Linked DNA regions of Mus musculus: region 1 is linked to region 2. A link is a loop called in an ENCODE intact Hi-C map of the cell type or tissue named here. Cell type or tissue: heart. All regions are shown on one strand. Each heading gives the region's core, and the rest is flanking DNA. Links, peaks and the distances in the headings are about the cores only. Region 1 holds the start of Bod1 (biorientation of chromosomes in cell division 1). Region 2 has its middle 13 kb from the start of Gm39675.

Region 1 (12,326 bases), core at 2,256-10,255, 170 kb before region 2:
TACCTCGTGAGTACAAGGAATGTTCTGAGCCCCTGACCTTCTCTCCAACTGGAGGCAGATAGTACCTCTTCACCCGATCCTTGGTGAATGGCATGTCAGTGTCTGCATGGCTCTGGTCGCTCTACGAGAACATGGAAGCAGGAAGGATGGCCTACCTGTGCAGATTGTGGCCTAAGACATGTCTATGTAGGGAAGACCTTACCGCACATCAAAGCCGTAGGACAGGCCCCAGCAGCCTGTAGCTGACAGCTGAGCCCCAGCTAAGGCCTACTAGACCAGCTTGCTTGGTGACTCACAGCCCTGACAGCATGAGGAGCAACCACTACCCTGGGGAGCCCTCTCAGTCAGCAAAGAGGCTCCTAGCTCCACACCTTAATCTTGGCAAGCAAGTTTTGTAATGGGAAAGGAAATGTTCTGGCTACTATATACCTGCCCCGTGACACACATTCCAAAGTTTCCAAATGAGGTGAATTAGCATTTTGTTTAACGGTAGACTGGCCTTTGGCACTGGATCTAACATAGCCATTAACTCCATTTCAATTAGTTAAATGGAAAAAAAGAAGGTGCTGATTCGACAGCTTATCCCAATTTGACCTCAAACAAGTCTGCAAATGATTCAGCTGGGGAAAGGGACTATTAACGTGCAGTCCCATCCAGCCAGTGCTAAAAATCACCTCCCAGGTGAACAAGGGAACGGGTGGAGCTTCTAAAGTACTCTACCTTTCCCATGGGTTGTAAAACACAAGTTTCTTGGGTATGGAGTGGGTATACGTGTGCAGCCATTAAAGAATCCTCAAGTTCAGAAAAGCGAAAGAACTATAAATAAATAAATAAATGAATAGATAGATAGATAGATAGATAGATAGATAGATAGATAGATAGATTGATTGATTGATTGATTTAAAAATCACAGCTGGTAAGGGCTCCAGTGTCGGGTGTGCACCACTCAGAAGATAGATAGATAGATAGATAGATAGATAGATAGATAGATAGATAGATAGATAGATAGATAGATAGATAGATAGATAGATAGATAGATAGATAGATAGATAGATAGATAGATAGATAGATAGATAGATAGATAGATTGATTGATTGATTGATTTAAAAATCACAGCTGGTAAGGGCTCCGGTGTCGGGTGTGCACCACTCAGAAGATACCGGTAGTGCCCCGAGCAGCGCGTCCCTGCCAGGCTCTCGAGGTGCCTTTTGTTTTACTCCGGGCTCTGGCACGTCAAAGCAACTGGATGGTCCGCCCCCCTTGGTCCCCCGAGGCTCAGGTACCTTAGTGTCCACGTCGGCCAGGCAGTCCCGGCGGAAGCTGTCAAACAGCCCACGGCTCTTGAGCTGCTCCACTATGAGAGCGATGAGCTGCGGGTCTCCCGGAGGCAGCGAAGCGGGATTGACAGGGCCGCCGGCCCCACTCGAGCCCCCGGACGGTCCCGAAGCCTGGCCCGCCGCGCCTGCTCCCGCACCGTCCGCCATGGCCGCACCCCGCGCCCGCGCCGGGCCCCGCGCTCCGCTGCTCCTCCGGGAGCCGCGGGCAGAGCTGCGCAGACACGGAGGGGCCCACGGAGGCGGCGGCGACGGAGGCGGCAGGGTGGGAGGCGGCGGGGACCAAGGCGCTCCCCGCTCGCCGCGCTGCCGGCGCTCGTCTAATGGCGTCACCGACGGCCTTTGCATTGTGGGACGGTTGGTTTCCTGGAGCCATCACCTATGTTCTTATAGCCCGTGTCTGGCCGTTAGAAACTACAACTCCCGGCAGGCTGTTGGCTCGCTCGCGCTAGTTTGCGGGACAGCTTGGGCATTGTAGGCTCAGAACCTACCCAGTCACGGCAGCCCTCCCAAATCAGACCTCCGGGTCACCTGCAGAACTGATTAAAAGATTACGAGTGTATCCTTTAACGACTGTGATTCAGCAGCTCTGTATTTATGCCTGGCAGCCTGTGCTTTTGACAGTCGCTCCATTCCCACGATCCCCTTAAATAATGTGATCTGGGAGATTTGGTTAACAATGGGTTAATCTTATTGTTTTGACAAAATTAATTTTTACTTTTTGTGTGGCAGGGAGGGGCGGTGGAGCGTGCGACAGCACATATGTGGAGGTCAGAGGACTACTTGGGACACACTGGTCTCTCCTGTGATGTAAGTGGTGGGATCGAACACGTATCCTCCAGCTCAGTGGCAAGTGCCTATACCCTCTCAAGCTCTCTAACCTGCCTACTAATCAAACTTCTGTTCAAAAGTTTGTACCCTTCTGCCTGATTAATAGCAATGCAGATTCATTTTACGAACTCGTAAAATAACAAGAAGAAAATAAAAACTGCTGTTAAGTCTTTTTTGCATGTGTGGATTTTCGCCTTAGCATTAAATATTGTCAGCATTACTAATAGTAGATCCAGTAAGTAGAATGAATTAGATGTAATAGTGCTGCACTCTTTAAATACGTTCACAACTACCTGAAAGCTGGCACTACTATTTCTTTGTGCAGATGCAGAAATAGAAGAACAGAAATAATTACCGTGGTCATATATATACCTAGATGAAGTATAGTAGGTGCTGTGGTCCAGTGTTTAACCTAACATATCCACGGTCCTGATAGCTAGCTGTCATTTTACAACAAGTAAAATACCCTAGCTTTTACACCCACAAGTCTGCACTGAATTCCCCACTGTTGCCCCTATTAGAAAAAAAAGTTTGGATTGCTAAGAGAGACCATCATTTCAGCTAAGTGTCTGGATGAGGCAAACTTTACTTGATCAAGAGGCTTGCTGGGGCAGGAAAGGGCAGGGGAGGGAACACACCTAGACAGGAAGTGCATTTGGTTTTTATTCTGAGGAAGGTGAATCCTGTCTTTTCTCAGTTGGCTAGGGTCCAACATAACAATCTTACTCAGTTATCTGAAAAGAATTTGTGCATAAGAAGTAGAGGAGGAAGGGGAAAGAGGTCACTGCACCAAGGAGAAAAGGCCATCAAATTCCTTTGTGTAAATAAAAAATGTCCACGGGATTCTAACATTTGCAGGTCTTACAAAGTGAGGGAGGAAAAAAAAACTTAATTTCTTCTTCTAAACACAAATTTTATATATTTTATAGGAGAGATCATATTTGATTTTTTTTTTCAAGACAGGGTTTCTCTGTTTAACTACCCTGGCAGTCTTAGAACTCGCTTTGTAGACTAGGCTGGTCTTGAACTCACAGAGATCCGCCTGCTTCTGCCTCCCAAGTGCTGGGCTAAAAGGTGTGTGCCACCATGCCTGGACAGTTTTGATTTCTTAGGTGCTTCTGTCCTCTTTGTTTCTTGGCTGATCATCAACTCATCAACTTCCCCAGCTCTCAGAACTACATCTGCTGTGGTTCCTCCTCGTCACCCATGACAACTGAAAAAGATGTGGATAACATTTACAGTGCCCTTGGCTCCGGGGAAGATGCACAGTAGGCAGTGATCCAAGATGCTCTCACCCAACATTTGCTACCCAAGAGAACTGAAATTAGAGCACAAAACAAGTAGCCACTCTCAGTTCATACTTCTTAGCAACAGCTCAGCCAGTCGCAAGGTTAAGCTGATCACAATGTGTCATGACAGCTTGCAACCCTTTGGGACATCTCAAGTCTGTTTCTACTACTGACCCATGCTGACCTCTCATGTCTGGCTCTGAGGGAGTCCTATTAGAGAGTTCAACCCTGGCCCCTCCTGGAGGGAGGGCTGGAGGCAGGGTGCCCTTCTTATAGGTTGCATTTTAGGCACACCATATCTTATTCTTTCCTCACAAAATCTTTTTTTGGTCCCCGGTCTAATTTTGTCTATTGTTGAGCTAAGTTCTTAAAGCAATTGTTGTAACTGGAAGTGAATAATTTATAGGCTGATTGGCCATCTGCACCCCGATGCCCCCAACCACACCCAGAGTATAATCTTCAAAGTAGAAACCACAACTGTTTGTTTTGACTTTGGTGCTTAGCACAATACTTGGCTAAAAGTCCCTGTCCCTTTCCTACTTGTAGAATAGCGCAACCATCCTGACAGGAATGAAGCTATGCTAAAGAGCCTTGAGCTGTGCCCTTTTGACTATCAGAATATTGAGCCAGTAGTCCCTAGTAAATCTAATGGGCTCTCTCTGAAGAAGCTCATGCTAGTAGAGGGAGTATTTAAAGTCTGGTACCAGCCAGCTGGAAAGCTTGTCGCTTGGAACAAGATTCCACACCATTCCGACAACTTTGATGGCCACTTTGCAGGAGACCATATGAACAACTTGACCAGCTTAGTAATTATGCATACCTCTCTTTTTTTTTTTTTTTCCTTTTTGGTTTTTCGAGACGGGTTCTCTGTGTAGCCCTGGCTGTCCTGGAACTCACTTTGTAGACCAGGCTGGCCTCAAACTCAGAAATCCACCTGCCTCGGCCTCCTGAGTGCTGGGATTAAAGGTGTGCACCACCACACCCGGCCATACCTCTTAATCTCAACCTCATGTTAGGTCTCTGGAAGGCAGACTTGGTGCCGTCATTAGGCCTCTCTCCACATGACCACATTGACTAGATCTCTTTCTCTGCTTTTCCAACATGTCTCATTGGTTGGCTGTTTAGAGGTCAGTGAGTGGATGAACCTGGCTTGTTAGGATTGTCATGGCCCAGGCTCTGACTTTAGCAACTCCATTAACTGTCTGATCAGAGTATACGTAGATAAGAATATATTTTAGTCCCTTTCTTAGTTGGGCTTTTATTGTTGTGAAGAGACACCATGACCAGAGCATGTCTTCTAAAGGAAAATATTTCACTGGGGCTGGCTTAGAGTTCAGAGGCTTAATCCATTATCATCATGGCAGGAAGCATGGAGGCATGCAGGCAGACATGGTGCTGGAGAAGGAACTGAGAGTTCTAAATCGAATCAGCAGCCAACAAGAAGAAACATTGAGAGAATAGGTCAGGCTTGAGCATCTGAGACCTCAAAACCCACCCCCAGTGACGCACTTCCTCCAACAAAGCCACTCCTACTCCAACAAGGCCACACCTACTAATAGTGCCACTCCCTATGAGCCTATGGGTCCGTTTTCTTCAAATCAACACAGTCACCACCTTCAGGAAGTCCTAGTATAGCAGTAAATGCTGAGGTGATCTGCCATAGTCTAATAGGAAAGTGATGCTGGACCAGGTTTACAGTCCAGTATTTCACCAATGTTGGGCCCTGTGTGTTGGCTCTTGGAACTCTGGTCCATGACAAGGTGCAGCTCCTGATGCCCTGTATGCTTGCTTTTATAACTGCTATAACCTGGACCTGTTGAGGATTGAAACTAAGGATGAAAGTGATCAAATTATGGGAAATTATTAATTATTATTAATCTAAGACTTGCTAAGGGAAACCAAAAATGCCACCACAAAACATGTACAATAATGACCATCAGAGGGCACTGTTGCTGCATTTATAGCCCAGAGCATTTCAAACCAGGCAGTACTGTTTTTAACTTTGGTCTTGGTAGTAATGTAGTTTCTGGTGGCCTTTAGAAAACTGCTGGTAAGTCTTAGTCTTAAAACTTTTCAAGGATAGAGATTTAGGCACGATGCAGACCTAGCATGTGCAGGGTCTGGGTCCAATCTCCAGCACGGAAACAGACAACACCCCTTTTCTGACTAGTTGCCCCAAACTCAGTGAACTTATGCATATTAGATATTAGGATATTTACATGAGAATAGTCAAAGCCTATGAGAAGGTGGAACCTGCACAAGCCTAAGTCTAGATCTTTCAGAAACTGGAAAATGGGATTGGTGGCTTTCCCAGGATTGTGTGAAAGAATAGAGAATCCATGGGCTTTTCACATCAGGGGGCTCTAGACTGGATTCTGACATCAGCTCATGGTGATAGGTCTTTGAGAAACTGTCAGAGCCAATTCTCCAGGATAGTAGAGAGGCTCTGCAGCCATGGCAATCCTGTTAGCAATATTTCAGATCCTTAGCACATATGTGATAACATAGTGCCGTCCTGGACTTACGCTTTGCTTAGGGGGTTCTTGGACTGACCTCCACCTTCCCCACGAGCTCCAAAGTCCACTAAGCAGGAACTGTGTTCACCGTTGCATCCAAGCTCCCAGTAAATGGGATGGAAGAACAGAAAGAATGAGCGAGTGAATGGGAAATTTACTCTTTTAAATATAAGATATGAGTTTGGATAATGCCTAAATGTCAGTATTTGGAATAGGTGGGTGCAGTCTTGGGACTTGTCTATGGCATATCACTGAACTGGTCTACGAGGCTGGACTAGGAGAAAGCTCAGAGGAGAGAATTGGGTTATTTTGGTATGACTTTTTCTTCTCCCAGCATGAGATTCCTGAAGCTATTCTGATTTCTTTGGGGTTCGTTGTTTCAATAGTCTGGTAGCCAGACTGAGGGACACAGTGTCTCTAGGATATTTTCATTTCTGGCAGGCTGGTTACAGGAACACAGAAGTCATCCTTTACCAGTGAAGGCAGGAAGCCATGCTCCTGTAAGCACAGGAGAGTAACAGTCATCTGTCTCCATGAAAGCAGCTCTGCAGCTGGCGACCATAACACAACCCCACATGGCTTCCACAGGACAGGTTTAGCTCTGGCTCAGAGAGTCAGGAGGCAAGTAGTCCTGAGCTGACCAGCAGCCTTCTCCTGTTCTCTGTCATCTAAGATGGTTGCCTGAGTGTCCTGGCCCAGAGAGGCTGCAAGGCAGGCTGGGAAATGTAGTCTTTAGACTTTTTGTTCCAGAAGATTGTTAAAAATTGGGTTCAAATTATTTAGGACAAATTAGCAAATGCGCATTGGGAGGAAATGAGTCCAGTGGACTTTATCTCCAGAATTACTGGGGACCTTTCTGGACTGGGTATTGATGTTTTGAAACTAGCGTTTAGTCCTTTGGTCATTGAGCAAGATGTGACATTTGTCACACTCAGTCATTTAAAAAGTGTCAACATGAAAATCTGAGGGAAAGACATGGGACCAGAAGGGCCCTGTGGGTGTGAGGCTCCTCAAAGGGCAAACAGGTCCTCCCTCAGTGTCCTGCCCACATGCTATCTGTCACTAACATGCTCTCTGTCCTAAAATGCTGTCACTGTAACAGAATACCTTAGGCTAGGAGAGTTATAAAGAATAAAGTGTGGTGTAACGTGAATACATAAATAAATGAAAAAAAGAAGAATAGGATGTGTCGTAGCTCACTATTCTGCCCCAAAGGCCTACAAATCCTCCACATCCCAACCCCCACTGTTTCTCAGACAGCTGCAAGCAGAGGGGTTTTCGCAGAGGGAACCTAGTGCCCCTGAATAAAGTGTCTGTTTCTGTAGGAGACCACATGTGCTGACGGTGCCTGTGGTAAAAGCTAGACTGCCTAAGTGCGCTCTGCAGGCTGGGCTCAGTTCTGGCTCAGCTTGTTCTTGGCCCCATGAGAAGTTCTTGCTGGATCTACATTGCTGTTTCTTCCATATGGAGTTTGAGCTTACTGCTCTGAGGATAGCTAGATGCATGTGTTTTCTTGGGTTGCATATAGAGTTAGGAGTCCCAGAACCTCAACACGAATATAAAACCCAGCTCTTGTCTTCATTTCAGTGGCTTTTCCTGCTAGCTACCCCCTTGCCAGGTAGCCTAAGACAGCAGTTTCTATGTGGTACACACACTACTGCAACCCTGTCTAGCTGCTAGTCCCAGTTTGCTGGTCGACCTGAGGCAGCCTGCACTTGCTCACCCCAAGGCAGGCCTGCACAGCTGCTTCTGGCCAGGTGATGTGTGTTACTTCTAGGTACGAACCTTTGATTGCCCACAGGGTTGTATACAGATTGGCAGTTCTCCCCTCTCGCCTCCCAGCAGCCTCACAGTACCGTCTAATTAAGCTTGTCTATGCAGTGCTCTTAGTCACAAGTGATGGTGCATAGCGGTTAATCAGCCCGAGCCTCTTCATTAAGGATAACCTTGAAATGAGCCCTCAGCTGTCCCTGACACACTGCAGGAACAGGATAGAACTTCTGTATGGTTTCAAGCCACTGAGCTTCTGTGTGTTGGTGTGGTTGGTTCGTTTTGTTACAATTACATTACCCAACCCAACCTGATTGTCATTTGTCTTCAACTTAGCTGGGTGGTCTTTCAACATCCTTCCAATTTGGGAGGAATTCTCCACTCTTAGAGAGGGGAGGAACCTTCCTACAGATGGTAGAAATGCCGGATACCCACTTTCCCAGCATCCTTTGCAGTTCTGGTGTGGCAGGGGTCAGCGCCACAGCTACAGTGGCATAGCATTGCTGGTGTGAGCCCGTGAAGAGCTCCTGCTGTGGGTCTGGCTCATCACTCTTCTCCGTCAGCCATCCTCGCTATCAATTCTGGGAGCCAGTGGGTGCTTTCCGTAAATTTCCTTTCACCTTGAGTCACCAGCAGCCCATTTACATTGATATGACCAAGAGCCTTAAATAGATAGCTGCATTAACCAACTGGAGGGGAGGCTGACCAGAGGCAGCAGTGAAGCAGGAGTGGAGGAAGGGACTGTCAATCTGAGATGGCTCCCTCTTCCTCTGGGACTCTTCTTTAGGAGCAGCATTGCATAATCAGCTCCAAGTAAGACCAGAGGTCTGCTCAACCTTTGCACACATGGGCTTCCTTTTTCTTTTCTTTTTTCTTTTTTTAAATTAGAGAACCATAAAGCAAAGCTGCAGCACAAATCTACCACGTTATTACCCCGGGTTCCATTATCCAAGACCCCGAGAGAACACCAGAAATTATGGCTAGTCCCTACATAATACGTCTGCAGTATTTCATTCTTGTAGATCCTTACAAGCAGTCTCTCAGCTTCTCTTTGGCACAACTGAATTGCCAGCTCCTTATCCTTAAGCCTTGGTTAAGTAACGGTCCGTGCAACAGAGGCAACTGATATCACACAGTGGATCTGATGGCTGTGTCAGCTGCTAAGTGGGTAGGCAGTGCATACTATGTGGACACGTTGGACTGACAGAAGCGTCTATCTCCAGCTGAGATAGAGTGGCCATTGCAGGAATGCATCACTCTGCTCAGAACATGGCTAATTTATTTCTGCAACTTTGTATTTAAGTTTTAGGCATTGCAACTGATTGTTGTCCACTTAAATTGTGAGTAGAGGGATACAATGGTGTAAGTGCTAACTTCTAAGGGTATATTCAACTGGAAAATCACAGTTAGCACGACAACTCACGATGAACAAAACCAGATGTGTTCCTGTCGTTTACCTCCTTGAGGGCCACAGAGAAGTGCCCATAGTTGAGATCCATCTGTGTCTCTACTTAAGACTAGAGGCCCCAGTTTAAGGCCATTGAAGACTCAGAGGAGCGTGGTAAAAACTGAAGTCTCCAGGTGGGGAAGAAACTTTGATTTGGCTCACAATGTGCAAGAGGGCGGGGCTGCTGCTCTGGAGTCTGGGATTGGTCTTTATGCTGCAGCCTAGGCTGTGACTCAGTGGTGGAGCCATACTGTAATCCAAGTTTGCAAAACTGAACAGAAAATAGGTCAAGGAACCGACCCCCTCTCCCAATACACACACACACACACACACACACACACGCACACGCACACGCGCAATGAATCCTCATTCCCTCCTGAGAAAGGCACACACCCCTCCCCCACCTTGGAAGGCCCCCTTCTCCTCTGCTTTCTCGACCATCTAAAACACTTGACTAAGGAACAGGGGAAAATTGCTGAATTGATCTTTTAAAGTAACACGGATCCCAACCAAAGAAGTTTGAAAGCCCAGAACTTTCTCATCTAAGTGGCTGCCAATGTCCCACCCGCCCGGAGGCGCTCCCTTGTTCTCGCCAGCTCTGCCCCAGATTCATGGGCTGTTTTCAGAATCGTTGGCAATTTTCTCTGCATTGTCCTGACAATCCTTGGCAATGAAATTTAAAAGCTACTTAATGAATCTTGTGACAGAAAAATCTGGAAGAGGGGGCTCCTTCCTGAGGTCCGGAATGCCACCGGCCTGACAATGGGATCAGAGAGCGCGCGCACTCCGGACTTAACGATTGAAATTTCCTGTGTACTCAGCTTAAACTGCTGAGCGGGCACATGACCCCACAGTAGCGCCCTGGCCCCTCAACTGGGTCTGGTGCACTGACCTGCAGGGTTAGGGAGTTGGAATTGGGGAGAGGAAGTGACTCCAAGCTGGGGCAGACTCTAGGAGGTCATCCCACCGACTGGCCTTATGCCTGCCCCAAATGCATAACCGAAGAGCTTTAAGAAATCTCTAAATGAAGAATTTTAATTAGCCTTAATTAAGAAGAAACTTTCTGGAAAAGTGTTGTGGTGTTTAAAAATATCAAATATAATCTTTCCTATCAAGTACTATAAAACTTGTGTTTAGGACAAGGAATTACGACCTCTTTGTTTCCCTACCTGGTAAAACTTGCAGGAAAGGCCCATTGCTCTATTCTAGGGATTTGATGGCCTGGAGCAGTGACCCCTCCCCCTTCCTCCTCCATTTCCTAGATACATACTCTTTTCAGACTAACAAACTAAATAAGATTGTGACATCAGATCCCAGCCAATACCTTTAATCCCAGCACTCTGGAGGCAGAGGCAGGTGGATCCCTGTGAGTTTGAGGCAACATAGTATACACAGTGAGTTCTAGGACAAGGACAGCCAGAGCTACATAGTGAGACCCTGTTTCAAACAAAAGAACTAAACTAAATAGTAAGGCTTGTCCAGACACTTAATTGAAATGGTGGTCTGTTCTTTATGATCCTGAGATTATTACCATGAATGTGGTGGTATGGATTTGTTTGTTTGTTTGTTTGTTTGTTTAGTGTAGACGAGGCCTCTGTCTGCACGAATTCCTGTGGGTCAGAAGAGGGCATCAGATCCCTTGTACGTGGCTGTGAGATGCCATGTGGATGCTGGGAATTGAATGTAGGGCCTTTGGAAAAACAGCCAGTGCTCTTGACCACTGAGCCATCTCTCCAGCCTCACCCGGCGTCTCTTAGTGTCCCAGCCTTTGACCTTAGAACCCACACTTACTGGAGGACCAACAAGATTTATTTATTTATTTATTTATTAAGTAGCTAGAAAGGAACAGGCTAAATTGCATGCACCTGTCTCCCCTAGGGCCCTGACCACACTGCTTAGCTTCCCTGAATGGCCTCCTTACGTATAGAATTGTCATGTGACTTCTCAGGGTTTGGGTGGTAGGTACAGCAAGATCTTGTATATAAAGTCATATAGTCAGAGCTTAGTCTCCCACAACACTTGACTTGGTAGTGATTGGTCCTTGGGAAGCTGTGAACTCTACACTCAACCGAATGTGTGTAACCACCCACAAACTCACTCATGCATACCTATCCAGTGCCTGGCATGCACTGCCCTGTGCACAGAGCTTGCCCCGAAAGGAAGAGTGGTATAGTTGTCTTAGTTAGGGTTTTACTGCTGTGAACAGATACCATGACCAAGGCAAGTCTTATAAAGGACAATATTTAGTTGAGGCTGGGTTATAGGTTCAGAAGTTCAGTCCATTATCATCAAAGCTAGAGCTTGGCAGCATCCAGGCAGGCATGGTACAGGAGAAGCTGAGAGTTCTATGTCTTTATCTGAAGGCTGCTAGCAGAATACTGGCTTCCAGGCAGCTAGGATGAGAGTATTAAAGCCCACACCCACAGTGACACACCTACTCCAACAGGGCCACACCTTCCAATAGTGCCACTCCCTGGGCTGAGCACATACAAACCATCAGTCTTCCTCCTTGGAGTTTTCCAGTCAGCAGCAACCCCAATGCCAACAAGCCAAGTCCACTTCAACGTTGTGCCAGGGAGATAAACAGATGCACAGATGCATCTGGAAAGGCCTCTCCTGGGAGGTGCCATGGGAGCTGGGACCTAAATAACAAGATACTGGCCACACTGGGCCCTGAGGGAAAGGTCCCAAGGAAAGTAGCCACAGTACTGCCCATCCTGGAGGACCCGCCCTTACAAGTGACCTCTTCAATAAAGGCCCCTATCAACTTGACACAAAGCTAGAAATACTTGGGAAGAGGGACTCTCGACTGAGGAATCGCCTGCATCAGATGGGGCTGTGGACACACCTATGGGACGTTTCCTTGATTTCTAATTTATGTAGGTCCCAGCCCACTGTGGGCAGTGCTAACTCTTGGCAGGTAGGCATGAATTGTATGAAAAGGGTAACTGAGCCAGTATGCTGGCACTTTTATGCCAACTTGACCCAAGCTAGGGCCATTTTAGAACATTGAGAAATTTCAATTGAGAAAATGCCTCCCACCCAATTAATTGGCTTGTGGGCAAGCCTGTGGTATACTTTCTTGATTAATATGAGAGGATTCAATTCACTGTGCATGGGTGGTGTCACCCCTGAGATG
Region 2 (12,326 bases), core at 2,055-10,054:
AGGCAAGTTGCTCCAGGTTACCAAACTTGAAAAGGGAAGGGCCAGGATTAAACTCTACACATATGGCTCCAGTTTGCGGCACCCCACTCTGCTGAATGGTCCCAGCCCATGTGAGAGGTAGGTCAGAAGCAGAAGGTGCTCTCTGCCTTTCCTAACGTAAAAGGAATTAGTTCGAGCTAGGGGGGCTGCTATGTGGTAGAGCATTAACCTAGCACGTGCATGGCCCTGGGTTCCACTCCGACACCACAGAAACATGAGTCAATGAGATGAGATGCCATGGAGAAACACTGAGCGAAGGCCATTGAGCCGCCTGCTTCACTCCTCTGAGTAAGGAATCATGCCTAAACTGGGACAGCTAGGAAGCAGAAGTACTGGGATCTGAACAGAAGTAATATAACCTGAGGGCAGAGACTCCCCAACTCCACTGCACATTCTCATGTGTGCATACTGCACAGAATATTAGTGTCTCAGTGAAGAGCCCCCTCACAAAGCCCAGTCGAATAATCACTCCAGAGTTGGGCTCCTGATGCCCTGCTGCTCCTTAAGTGTCTCATCCTCTGACCTGGAGTCAGTGACTTTCTTCTTGTAACCTCAGAAGAGAGCCTAGATCCATTCCTCTAACATGCCAGTGTGCTGCTTGGAAATACTGGCTTGTTCCTTTTTAGTTTGCTGGATCCCACACTTTTCACCCCCCCCTCCTGCCTACTGACTTTGGCTGGGCACCTGCAGACTAGTGTGAGGCTGGAGAAAGATCAAAAGGAGAAGCAAGCTGATTCTCAAGGCCAGTCTCACCTTTGCTATCTCTGTGGCCTGTTCTTTCACCACTCTCCTCTACCTACCATGTACACCATCTAAACTGTCCCAAAGAGGAAGCAGTCCCAGCTCTGACATACATGATAAGCTGTGTCACTGCTCTGACATGCATGATGTGGTGCATCACAGCTCTGACATTCATGATAAGCTGTGTCACAGCTCATACATGCATGATGCGGTGCATCACAGCTCTGACATTCATGATAAGCTGTGTCACTGCTCTGACATGCATGATGTGGTGAATCACAGCTCTGACATACATGATAAGCTGTGTCACTGCTCTGACATGCATGGTGTGGTGAATCACAGCTCTGACATACATGATAAGCTGTGTCACTGCTCTGACATGCATGGTGTGGTGAATCACAGCTCTGACATACATGATAAGCTGTGTCACAGCTCATACATGCATGATGCGGTGCATCACAGCTCTGACATTCATGATAAGCTGTGTCACTGCTCTGACATGCATGGTGTGGTGCATTACAACTCTGACATACATGATAAGCTGTGTCACTGCTCTGACATACATGATACGCTGCCTCCTACTCCCATATTCTAGGTCAGGAAATGTGAGAGTTTGGGCCTGGAAGGGGACAAAGAAGGACTAGATGCTGAGCTGCCTTTAACTAGCTTCCTGCTTGGAAAGGAAGGTAAGGAGTAACCTGAGACAAGGGCTGCCCCACAGGGCTAGAGAAAGAGCTCTAAGGACTCAAAGGAAGAAGAAACACTTGTCATGCAAAGCCTTAGGTTTTAGAAAGCAGTCTGGAAATAAGACTCTCCCTGCCTGCCTCCCTATCCCAACCCCACACCACCTACCACGGTCAGGAACATGATTTTCTAGACCAGATCCAAATCTTCTTTGAATCCTTAGTAAAATAAAGCAAAAAATGATGAGCCTAGGTCTGGTCCCACCCAAGGACAAGAGCCAGACAGGCAGATATGCCCCGAGAACAACTCCCTTATCACCGCAAAGCCATTGTCTCCAAAACACAACTAACATATATGGGGAATGGGCATATATGGACCCTCATGTATCATGTATCATGTATCATGTATGTCAGAGCTATGCGTGCCTCCTCTTTGGGGCAGTGTAGACGGAGGACACAATAGGTGAGAAGATAGAGGTGAATGCAGGTTGTGTTCAACGGGGAGCCGCTTTCAGTATTTATCCTCTCTTTACAGTTTTAAAGTTGTTTGTCAGTGGTGGGAGGCAGTGCAGGCATGTGGACCACTGCTCCTCTGTGCAGGTCAAAGGACAAAGGACAACTGTTGGTTCTTCCACTAGGGATCCAACTCAGGTCCTCAGACTTCCACACTTCCACACTACTCAGACATCTTACCTGCCCCTGTTCTCTCTGTCTCTGTCTTTCTCTGTGTCTGTGACTATGTCTCTCTGTCTCTGTCTCTGTCTCTGTCTCTGTCTCTGTCTCTCTCTCTCTCTCTCTGTGTGTGTGTGTGCGCGCGTGCGCGCGCGTGATTCTTCTAAGACAGGTGGATGTCACTGGCAAATATTTTGGCAGCTCCATTTCAGATCACCCAAGGGGGATGCACTTGACAATTTCATTTCAACCATTCCTCAGAAGAAACTGCCAGCAATGTATGTGTTCTGAATTAATGGAGAAAGCCAAATGTGACATCACCAGGCTCTTGTCTCTAAAGTAGAACCAAGACCAGCGCCAGCATCCACCTTACTGGATCATCGCAAGCTCATGCCGCATAATGGGTTCTAGTTAGGCAGACACTATGAATGCTCTTGTTGGCAGTGTGCTCAGAGGAGATGAGCAGTTTGGGCATCAAAGACATTTAGACAAAAAAAATAAGTGCTAGTGTTCTCCAGCACAGGGGAGGACTGCACCTCACAACGGTCCATTGTCTGGTTTATGAATAAGTAGTGGAGAGAAGCTCAAAGGCCCCAAACAAAATAATGACAGAAAGGGAAACAGAAACTCCCTGATCAGTTCACATGGTGTGCATGTATTGAGACATCACACCACAGCCCCTAATTATGGACAACTATGTTAACTGAAATTATTTTAACTCGGTTTTAGAAAGTGGAATGACAACTGCCAGCAAGCCAGCACACTCAGTGGTAGGCTCAGAGATGCACAAAGCACGCTGCAGACTCTGGGGGACTCATTCATGCCGTCAGCCCATGCATATGCATGAAGTAACTGTTCAGTGACCAATCCAGAGACGGCTTCAGAACAGAAGAGGATGAAACATTCAATCAGGGAAGCAACCAAAAACCTTATTAAAACCCACGGTCTGCCTCTTTTGTCTTTCCGAGCCTTGGTTCCAGTGTTTATAAAAGTGAGGGTAAGATAAGTAGAGTGGTTATGAATATTAAATTAGAATACTGAGATGAGAATGGCCAGAGACAACGCTTGGAAAGTAGTAAGGGCTTAATAAATGCCACTCAGTGGGAATCTGAGGGCCACAGAAACACACACATAATAAATGCTTATTGGAATTCTATGGTATGTCAGCCTTGTGGCAGGTTCTGGGCATACGGAAACAAATAAAACATGGCATTGTGCGCTGCAGGTGCATCCCATACTTTAACTGGAAATACTTGCCCCTTTCTATCTATGGCTCCCGCAGCCATGGATTCAACCCAAGGTCAAGAATAAATAAAGAACAACAGTACTATGGCCAAACACGTATAGACTCTTCCCCATTTTTTACTTCCTAAATAATACAGTACAGTTACTATGTACGGAGCACTTACATTGCATGAGGTGCTGAGATAATCTAGACATGTACACAGGCACAAATATGTGGTTATATGTAGGTACTGCATTGTTTTATGTAAGGGACTGGAGCATGTGCAGACCTTGGTACGGGGGAGGGCTCTCCCAAATAAACTAAGGAATATCACATGCTTTATTTGTGCATATGAAACGAACACAAACAAATCCATGAAGACGAGCTGATTGTGAGGGACATAAGGGACTAGCAATCCTCTTGGGCTATCTCTTGCGTGGCCCATCAAGAGCATGGCCATTTTCAGACCCAACTCACTTTGAGTGGGTTAAGAGACTCTCATATGATATGTAAGGGACAGAAGGCAATGTCAGGCATGCCTTAGTTCCCTTTCTTCACAATACAAGAATCAGACTATTATCTCTGGGACCCCAAACTTACGCTTTGCCTGGAAATTTTCAGTTTCAAAGTAACAATAGCTTTCCTGGGTACCAATGTTCCTGAGACTTCCCCTCGGGAATTGTACCCAGACCCTTGCAGCCTGTGCGCTCTGTCTTCCTGTGCCTTGGGAGACTGCGACTTCCCCTGTAGGTCCTGGTGAAGAAAACAGGATTGAGAACTCTGATGAAATGAGGATGGCTGGGATATTTACACCCCCATCTTCTCACGTACAAGTCCACAATGTGTGGTGTGGGTCCCTCTGACAAAAGCCCTACTTCCTGCCAGGTGGCTGCCTCCAGGGTGCTCTCTATCCCTGGACCCAAAGGCCCAGGGGAGATGACCAGCCCCAGGGAATTGTACCCTGTCTCATGGGTCTCCCCTCACCTTTGGTCCACGTGAACTCTGTCCCCACGTGTGTGACAGGCGCACAGTTCCCATGGTCCATGTAAACTCTATCCCCACATACTTCTGAAGTTCTTGGTCTGAGAACAGACCTCTTCTTTATTAAACTCTCCTCACATTTTGTTTAATTTGAATGGTGCCATCTGTTTCCTCCAGGCCACTGACGGACACCTCTAGGTATCTGGCCTAGAGGCTGCTATGCCTTGTGCATATATTTTTGCTGGACTGGTGGAAAATAAGCCTGGAAATTTGGCCATTCAAATCTTCACACATCCTGTGTGCTGGTCAGCTGGGGCTGACAATTGGAGTTGTTTTTCTTCCCACCTCTTAGGAAAAGCTCTCAGGTCTGTTCTCAGACCAAGAACTTCAGAGGTATGTGGGGATAGAGTTCACATGGACCATGACCTGTCACTCATGGTGTTTCACAGGACTCCATAGCATCATACCCGCTAAGCTCCCAGGGGAACAGCCAGCACTCACTAAGGAGTTTGGATCCTTTCTTCTTCCATAGTTGCCTGGTTTCATTTCCCAAGGACTCCATGGATGCTGCTCTAAATAGCTGTTAGGCTCTGTAGCCTCTTTTTTTGTTTATACTTCAGCAATGTGTAGAAATGTCATTCTTATTTTTTAAAAATCTCCTACTCGTGCCAAGCACCTCAAACCATAGAGAAGACAGTGGTCATTGGCATGGTAAGGAGTCTAATTATCCACTTACTAACTTTTGGGTTGAGCCAGTTTCTTAACCTACCTATTAATGCCTCTATTTCCTTGTGTGTAAAATTGCATATATTACCTATCCTTAGATTTGCTAAGAAGAATCAATGGGTAAGATTTGAGAGGCGCCGATGCATATGGGTGAGTATACCCATTGTTCCAGTTCATCCCTATGACAGTCCTGGAAACATAGGAGACTGCCACAACTTTGCAACTTTCTGATGAAGCTTGGTTCCTACAGGCTGTTACTGAGGAGATGTTATGTGACCAAACTCAAGCATCAGAGTGTAAACTATATATTAGCAATGGCTGCTGGGTATTAGGTCATTACCATGTACCAGGAACCACGATAAGCACTTCATATGCAGTGTCCTGATTTCAGGTCAAAATGATTCCACAGAGAACCTGAGAACCCAAGGGTTAAGTTTCGTGCATAGGACCATGCAGAGAAAGGGCCTCCAGTGGAACTGCAGCCTAGTCTCTTGACCCAGGCTACCATGCTTTTAACTACCAGGAAAAGACAGAACCCACCAGGCCCCTCCACTTCAGGGATCCTCGGAAGTTGTCTCTGTAGTATAAACTACCATAAACCAGGTTGGCTTTCTGCTGTGACAGTGAGAAGCACAGCTTAGTGCTGAGGCTGGCAAGTGCAGCATCTGATGTAATCTGCTCTAGTATGGAATGTGCAATGGCTCACATTAAAACGAAAGATGGAGAAATAGCAGGAGCACAGGGATGTCTAGAGCTTTACCAGCTGAAAAGTGACAGTTGACACCAGCAAAGCTGATCACAACAGCCACCAAATGGAGACATGAGAGAGCCCTAACTATCCAGGCCATGGTGTCCCCAGCCTGCAGAGCAAGGAAGATGGGTGCTCTGACAAGGGCCATTCAGGCTCCCATGGCTAGACCCAGCTGTACAAGCAGCATCCCTGCCTTAGAGGAGCCCACCCAGAGAACAGCAGTTGTAGTACAGTCACCCTTTCAGTGTTCTGTTACTCCTGGCTCTGTCTGAGCTTGTAGCATGAAGCAGAACAGGGAGAGTCCGCATTTCCCCTTTAAGAAGGTTCAGTCACTATCCTAGCTTTCTTCCTGCTGCTGTGACAAGCCAGAGCAACTCAGCAGGAGGAAGGATTTATGTGGCTTCCACATCTAGGTCACAGTCTGTCACTGAAGGCAGACAGGGCAGGGACATGAGGCAAAAATGATAGAAGAATATTGCTTGCTGCCTCATTCACCAGCTCAGGCTTAGCTAGACTTCTAAGACATCGCAGAATCACTTGCCCAGGAAATGGCATCTTCCACAGTGACCTGGGTCAGTCTACAGCCATTACCTATTAAGACAATTTTTCACAGACAAACCCAAAGACCAACACGATCAAGAAAACTGCTTGTCTGAAAGTCCTTTCTAAGGCGATTCTAGGCTGTCAAGTTGGCATTTAGTGCTAACCAGGACACTCCGGTGGAGAAGGCGAAAAGTATTTGGAAAAGATGTGGTTTAGTCAGTTACAACACGAATATGGAGCAACTGTGGGTCAAACGTAATATGAAAGAGACCAAGATGAGGATAAAAATATAGGGCACCCGGGACAGAACACCGATGGGACCTTGAAAAAAGCAGTACCATGATAGCGGGGCTGGACTTTTGTTAAAACTAGCTCAACTGTGTATTGAAGCCTTCTGGTCCAAGGGACTTCCAAGACAGGCAGGGCAGTCTGGATTCCTCATCTGGCTCCTCCCCCGGAACTGGCTTTTAGCCAGGGCCACATGACTCTTCCCCTGGGAATGACAATTGGATTAGCAATAGAGATCAGCTGACCATTCATAATCTCACTGGAAGTGATACCTCCAACAGAACTGGGACTTCTCTTCTTCCTCTTTGTTCCCCTTTAAAATCTACACTACTATAGCCCAAGTGCCCCAAGTAAAGCTTAACACTCGCAGGTGCTCTTTCTGCATGTTTCAGGCCAAAGCGCTCTCTAAAGAGAGAGCTGAGGTTCCTTTAACCCAGGAGTCCATGGGTGCCCGTGCTGTGTAAAACAGATGGAAACCGTCTGAGGGACAAGGAGGAGAAGAAGGAGAAGGATGGAGGTCACGACAGGCTTCTAAAACACCTTTCAATACTCTTTTCTCCTTAAGCTAGCGTTCAGGTGTCTCGATATTTAAAACCACATAGCAATGCCCCACTGAAATGCCTTTCTCAAAGGAACTGAAGAGAATTCTGTGAACTCTAAGTGTTTTTAGCTGAGTGCACTTGGGGGCCCTAGGGACAACTTCAGTGTTTTTCCCCAGATACCTTGTCTGACCTGCCTCACAAGACAGGCACAGGAAGGTAGCAAGGATGCCAGCTCCAGAGTCTAACAGCCTGCTTCCAATCTTGGTTCATCTCAGACACCCTGCAGCTAGAGACAGCTAATGCAACTGTGTTGAGTTTCAAATCCTTCCTAACAAATGGAGGCTGAAGCTGCACCCATTCTGCAAGTGATCTTGGGAAAAGAAAAACACTGTGGACATGCTGGTACTGGATACTGTATGAAGACACCGAACAAGCAGGGCTTCTCCTTTCTCCCACCTTTCTTTGAAGGTGCTCACGGTGTACCACATGTCTCTTGCTCCTGAATGATTGTTTTACAGACAGATCCATGCACTCTGTGATCTCTAGTAATGACAATAATAAGAGGCCTGTGGCCTCTCTAAGTCAGAGACACTGCCTAGTTCATTGTGTAATTCTTCCTTCTTCTTCTTCCCGCTTGGGCTGCTGCCAGCCAGAACCTGTGGAGCTGGCATTTCTGCTCTTCCACTAGCTCGGGGACTTAGTTTCTCATCCCTCCAGGAATCATGTGGGGGTAAGGAAGGAAGTAAAGGGGGTGGAAAAACTCTTAATTGGTTGGTACTGTCAAAGGTTGGCTTTGTCCTCTCAGAGGCTGGCAGGTGCTTTCAATTAACATTCTCCTTCCCAGATGAGCTGTACAGTTTCTGGAGGCAGCCTTCCCTGGGCACCTGTGATACTAGCTCTGTTAATGTGGGCAGGTTTCTCATTTGGCTAGCCCTTCTCATTTCCCAACATGGCCTCTCCATTCAGGTATTTCCTCCTAGACAAGGTAAGTTCCTCCTAGATCCTAGGCTGGCATTGCTATTGCTGCTCTAAATATGATGTTCCTTCTTCCCCTCCTTTACTTGTCAACAATATGGGTCACACCCCTACTTCTTCCATGCTGCCACCAGCCACTGTATCTTCCATAAGCAGGGACAAGACTCAACCCCATCTCATACCTCAGTTGCAAGCCACAGAGCTCTCCCAGACCCTCCCTGGACCAAAGCTGAACAAAAGAATATATTCCTTCAGTAGAAGTCTTCATATATCCACCCCTAGTCACCAACACTCCAATTCAAGCTTTGAGAAGTTTGTCACTGGCTTTTATACTATACTTTAAAAATTCTACATTTGCTCAGCTTTCCTCAGCTAGATGCAAAGTGTAGCAGCCATGGATCTCTAGGTCTCCTATGGGTCAAGGAGCTCTACTGATTCTGAGGCTATCCCAAGAGGCCTGCCTGAAGAGGCAACAGCAAGGGAGACGCACAGGGGAACTTCCTTGAAGTGTATGGAGTCAGTTTGTACGAGGCTGGAGCTGGATCAGAGAACTGGCCAAGGAAGGCCTTATGTTTTTCACACATTACCTTCTCAGCCACCCACATTGGTGGACTCACAGACCAGAGCTGCAAAGTCTCAATAATTAAAAGGACATAGGAAAGAGCAAGAGTTTTGCCCCACCCCCTTTTCTGAACCCAAACCCAACTAAACACAAAACACTTATATGCAATGCTCATATGCTTTTAGCATTTTCATAGAGAAGGTTGAGATTACTTGTATCAGATTTTGAGAGGCAGATGGTAGGGGAAGGTATGTACAAAGATGGCTTGACAACCTATGAGCATTTCTTCAAAGGGTGAAAAGACAGCAGGTCTTTTCCTGGCATGTCTTTAATACCTGCTAGCCTCCATTCCTGAGCTAGCTAGCTACAGTACCATGAGATAATCAACCCCTTCCCACTTTCCAGAGGCACCAATTCCAGTGAGAAAAGCTAACAGAAATCCAAGGCAACATTGTAATGATTGATATGGTCTAGAGCCACATGGTGACATCACAGTTATCCAAGGAAGCACTTATTTAACAGTGATCCCACAAGGGTAATAGAGCACTTGAAAAAAATCCTTGTTGGTTCAAATGAAGTGCGCCTACTGTGTGTCTGTGATGCTGCAGACATAACACTAGTAGGTAGTACATTTGGTTATGGACAGTACCTAGTTCTTGATTGCATACCACCACCAGTAATTTATTTACTATTCATTTGTCACTATTTTAGAGTCTGCTCTGGTACTTATAAAACAAGAATTTACTCTAAATGTGTGCTGTTACCTCAGTAGCAACCATATACTTCATATTTGTCTCACAGCATCAAAAAGATCACACCAAGAACTTGACCTGAACCTACAGGTACATTTCCCAGAATATCCTGCATCCCTGCTGTGGGCACACAGAGTGGGGTGAGCTCTGAGGTGATCTTCCAGTGTTTCATGACTGGTACTGACTGACCAGGCTGAAGACTGCCTGCCCATGAGAATAGACTGCAGCTCAGTGCTGACAGAAGCCGTTTCACGAAGGACTGATGCTCGTGGCCAGTCATGACTTGTGTGCTCACTCTCCAGACCTACTTTGAATAGGAGCTGCGCTTGCTAAAGAACCTGCAAAGACAGAGGACACCGGGCCTATTAGGGGAATGCTCAGGACCTCTTCTGTTTTGACCCATTACAGCTAAATGCAGCCAGGAGATCTTAGTCGAATTTACAAAAGAATAAAAAGTGACTGAAAGAGGAGAAAGTGTCATAGAGAGCCACAGCGGAGGAGGCTGAACAGCAACAATGTAGCAGTGTATGGTGTGTGCCATACATTGTATGATTCCATCCTGCCTGCCATGGCAAGAACAGCAGCCAGGATTACAGATGTGAAGCCATGTGGGATGCCTACACTAGTCCCTGCCATATATTCTTACATAGGGATTTGTCTTATGCAGAGAGAATATCAGCTTGTACAGACAAAATCTCTTGTAGAGACCCAAATCTCTTCTCTTAGCCCATATTCCCAGTGTAGCAAGGCAACTCAGTTTAGGTGAATTGGGCACAGAAAGAAACAAAGTCTTTTGGTTTATGTGTATGATTTGCATACAGCGTCCACTATGTCACATGGGTTTCAAAGATACCACAATGAATGTGGGCCAGCTGTGGGAATCTAACAACCCTTACTATGCCCTGAGCACCCAATATGAAAGATAGGACCCTTTGAGAGGTGATTTTGGTAATTTGCAAGGCAGTCAAAGCTGTCTTTGGAAGGTAACAGACTCAATAATTGCAACTGTGTTGTCTGTAGCCTGTGGGTCAAAGGATCTTGGCAGTAATCTTGATGTGTTGGGTGCCCTGTGGTCTTCTGATTCTCAGTGGCCAAAACGTCCAACTTTTATCTAAAATCTCGTATTTTTTCTAGCTCTGAGAACATAATCGCATATAATAAATGGCTTCCTGGTTTTGTAGATGCTATTCCCAGGCTCTCTCCACAATTCTGGCATTTCTGTAATTAGCCTTCAGATCCCAGAAAAGGCTCTGTAGCAGTCCAGGAGCTCTGAGGGTGGGCCCTTCCCCCTGACAGCCTGTGCATTCAGCCCACAGAAAGCAGCCACTGCAGGATGCAGCTCTCTGAAGTACACCAGCCTCATGAGGCACCAACATTTTAACTTGTGCAAATGTTGCCTTGTACAGCAAACAGAAAAGGAAAGCAAAGCAAACTGGTAGCTACTCCACGTGTTTCTCTTGAACAGAACTGATTAATATTTTCCTTCAAATGACGGATGCATTGACATGTAGAAAACCAGATTTGTGTGCATTCATTAACTTTGAAGCATAGTCTGGTACTAATTATTTTTAACTAACTAATCAGAACATTTCATTCATAAATCAGGATTTATCAGTATAGTACATGAAAGGAGAGAACATATTATTATTTTAATTTGGTTAATACGCAGAATTACACTGTATATGGAATCACCTGCTGTAGCAGCAGCTGGAACCACCAGTGGCTGTGACTGAGAACAATGGCTTCCAGTACCAGCAGCTCAGGGCTGGACATGTAGTTTGCAACCTGACCTTTGATGTACATGCACTCCCCCAAAGCTACAGTCTCCTGTTACTTCTAGAACCAGTTACATTTGCTTTGGTGGTGGCAAGTGTGGGGAGTGGTGGCAGTGAGAAAGGGTCTCCCTTCCTCTCCCATCTGCTTGCTCATTTCCCTCCCCTTTTTCTCTCTCCCTCTCCCTCCCATCTCTTGCCTCCAGATACTGACAAGAAGAAGGCCCGAGGGAAATGCAGCTCAATGGCAAGAACATATTTATAATGCATGCCATTTCTTGCACCAAAAGTTAGGTGCAAGGACCACTAGTTGCATTTCTAGCACCCACATCTGGTGGCCACTGTCATACGAAACCCCAGCTACAGGGGTATATGACTCCTCTGCCTTTGTGGGCACTGGTACTCACATGTACGTACATACATGCATACATGCATGCATGCACACACACATGCCCCTCCACACACACACAGAGAGAGAGAGAGAGAGAGAGAGAGGGAGAGAGAGAGAGAGAGAGAGAGAGAGAAAATTAAAAATAAAATAAAATTTGAACTAGGTATAGTGGCTTGAGCCTTTAATCTCAGCACTTGGGAGGCAGAAGCAGGCAGATCTGATTTTGAGGCCAGACTGGTCTACAGAACAAGTTCCAGGACAGTTGTGGCTACATGGAGAAACCCTATAACAACAACAAAAAAATGAACTTAAAATAAAGATATTTTTAAAACTTAATGATTGCAACTCAATTACATTAATAAGGGATTCCACACTAATCTACTGACTCTTCCCATACTGTGCCTGGTCATCACGCAGCCCGTCTGCTCTGCAAGCCAGCTCCCTGCTCTTATGTCCTCCCACAGCATTTCACTCATGGATGTGTCCTCTCACAGTCTGATTTGAAGACCAATCCGGACCTCGGGGTTATGTAGTCTGTAAGGTGTCTGGGTTACCTCCCCAGGCCCTCTACACATGCTGTTTACTTCAGAACTGGGGTCTGCATGGCTCCCTCACCAAGACAAGAGAACTTCTTTGGCCTCACCTAGCAATGAAGAGTGGTGGCTAGTAGGGATCACTATGGC

Evidence for each region. Hi-C counts contacts between places; a loop is a spot of excess contacts. Peaks named below come from ENCODE experiments on the same cell type or tissue, not always from the same donor. Only the 100,000 strongest peaks of a DNase experiment are listed, where the experiment ranks them.
Region 1: a loop joins it to region 2, with 2.0 times the contacts of the local background. A loop is called at or near these places in 3 of 42 quality-filtered maps.

The regions. Positions count from the first base shown.
Region 1 is chr11:31,670,218-31,682,543 of GRCm38, forward strand. It overlaps Bod1 (biorientation of chromosomes in cell division 1), which reads right to left and starts at 1,645. Exons shown (of 4, transcript NM_001024919.1): 1 at 1,284-1,645. The coding sequence starts at 1,484. In heart, for the core only: a CTCF peak has its summit at 5,387 (motif pointing right); no DNase peak of the experiment used is centred there; H3K4me3 peaks cover 297 bases; H3K27ac peaks cover 559 bases.
Region 2 is chr11:31,844,381-31,856,706 of GRCm38, forward strand. No RefSeq gene overlaps it. Among named protein-coding and RNA genes, the nearest start is that of Gm39675, 13 kb to the left of the region's middle. In heart, for the core only: no CTCF peak of the experiment used is centred there; a DNase peak (open chromatin) is centred at 6,831.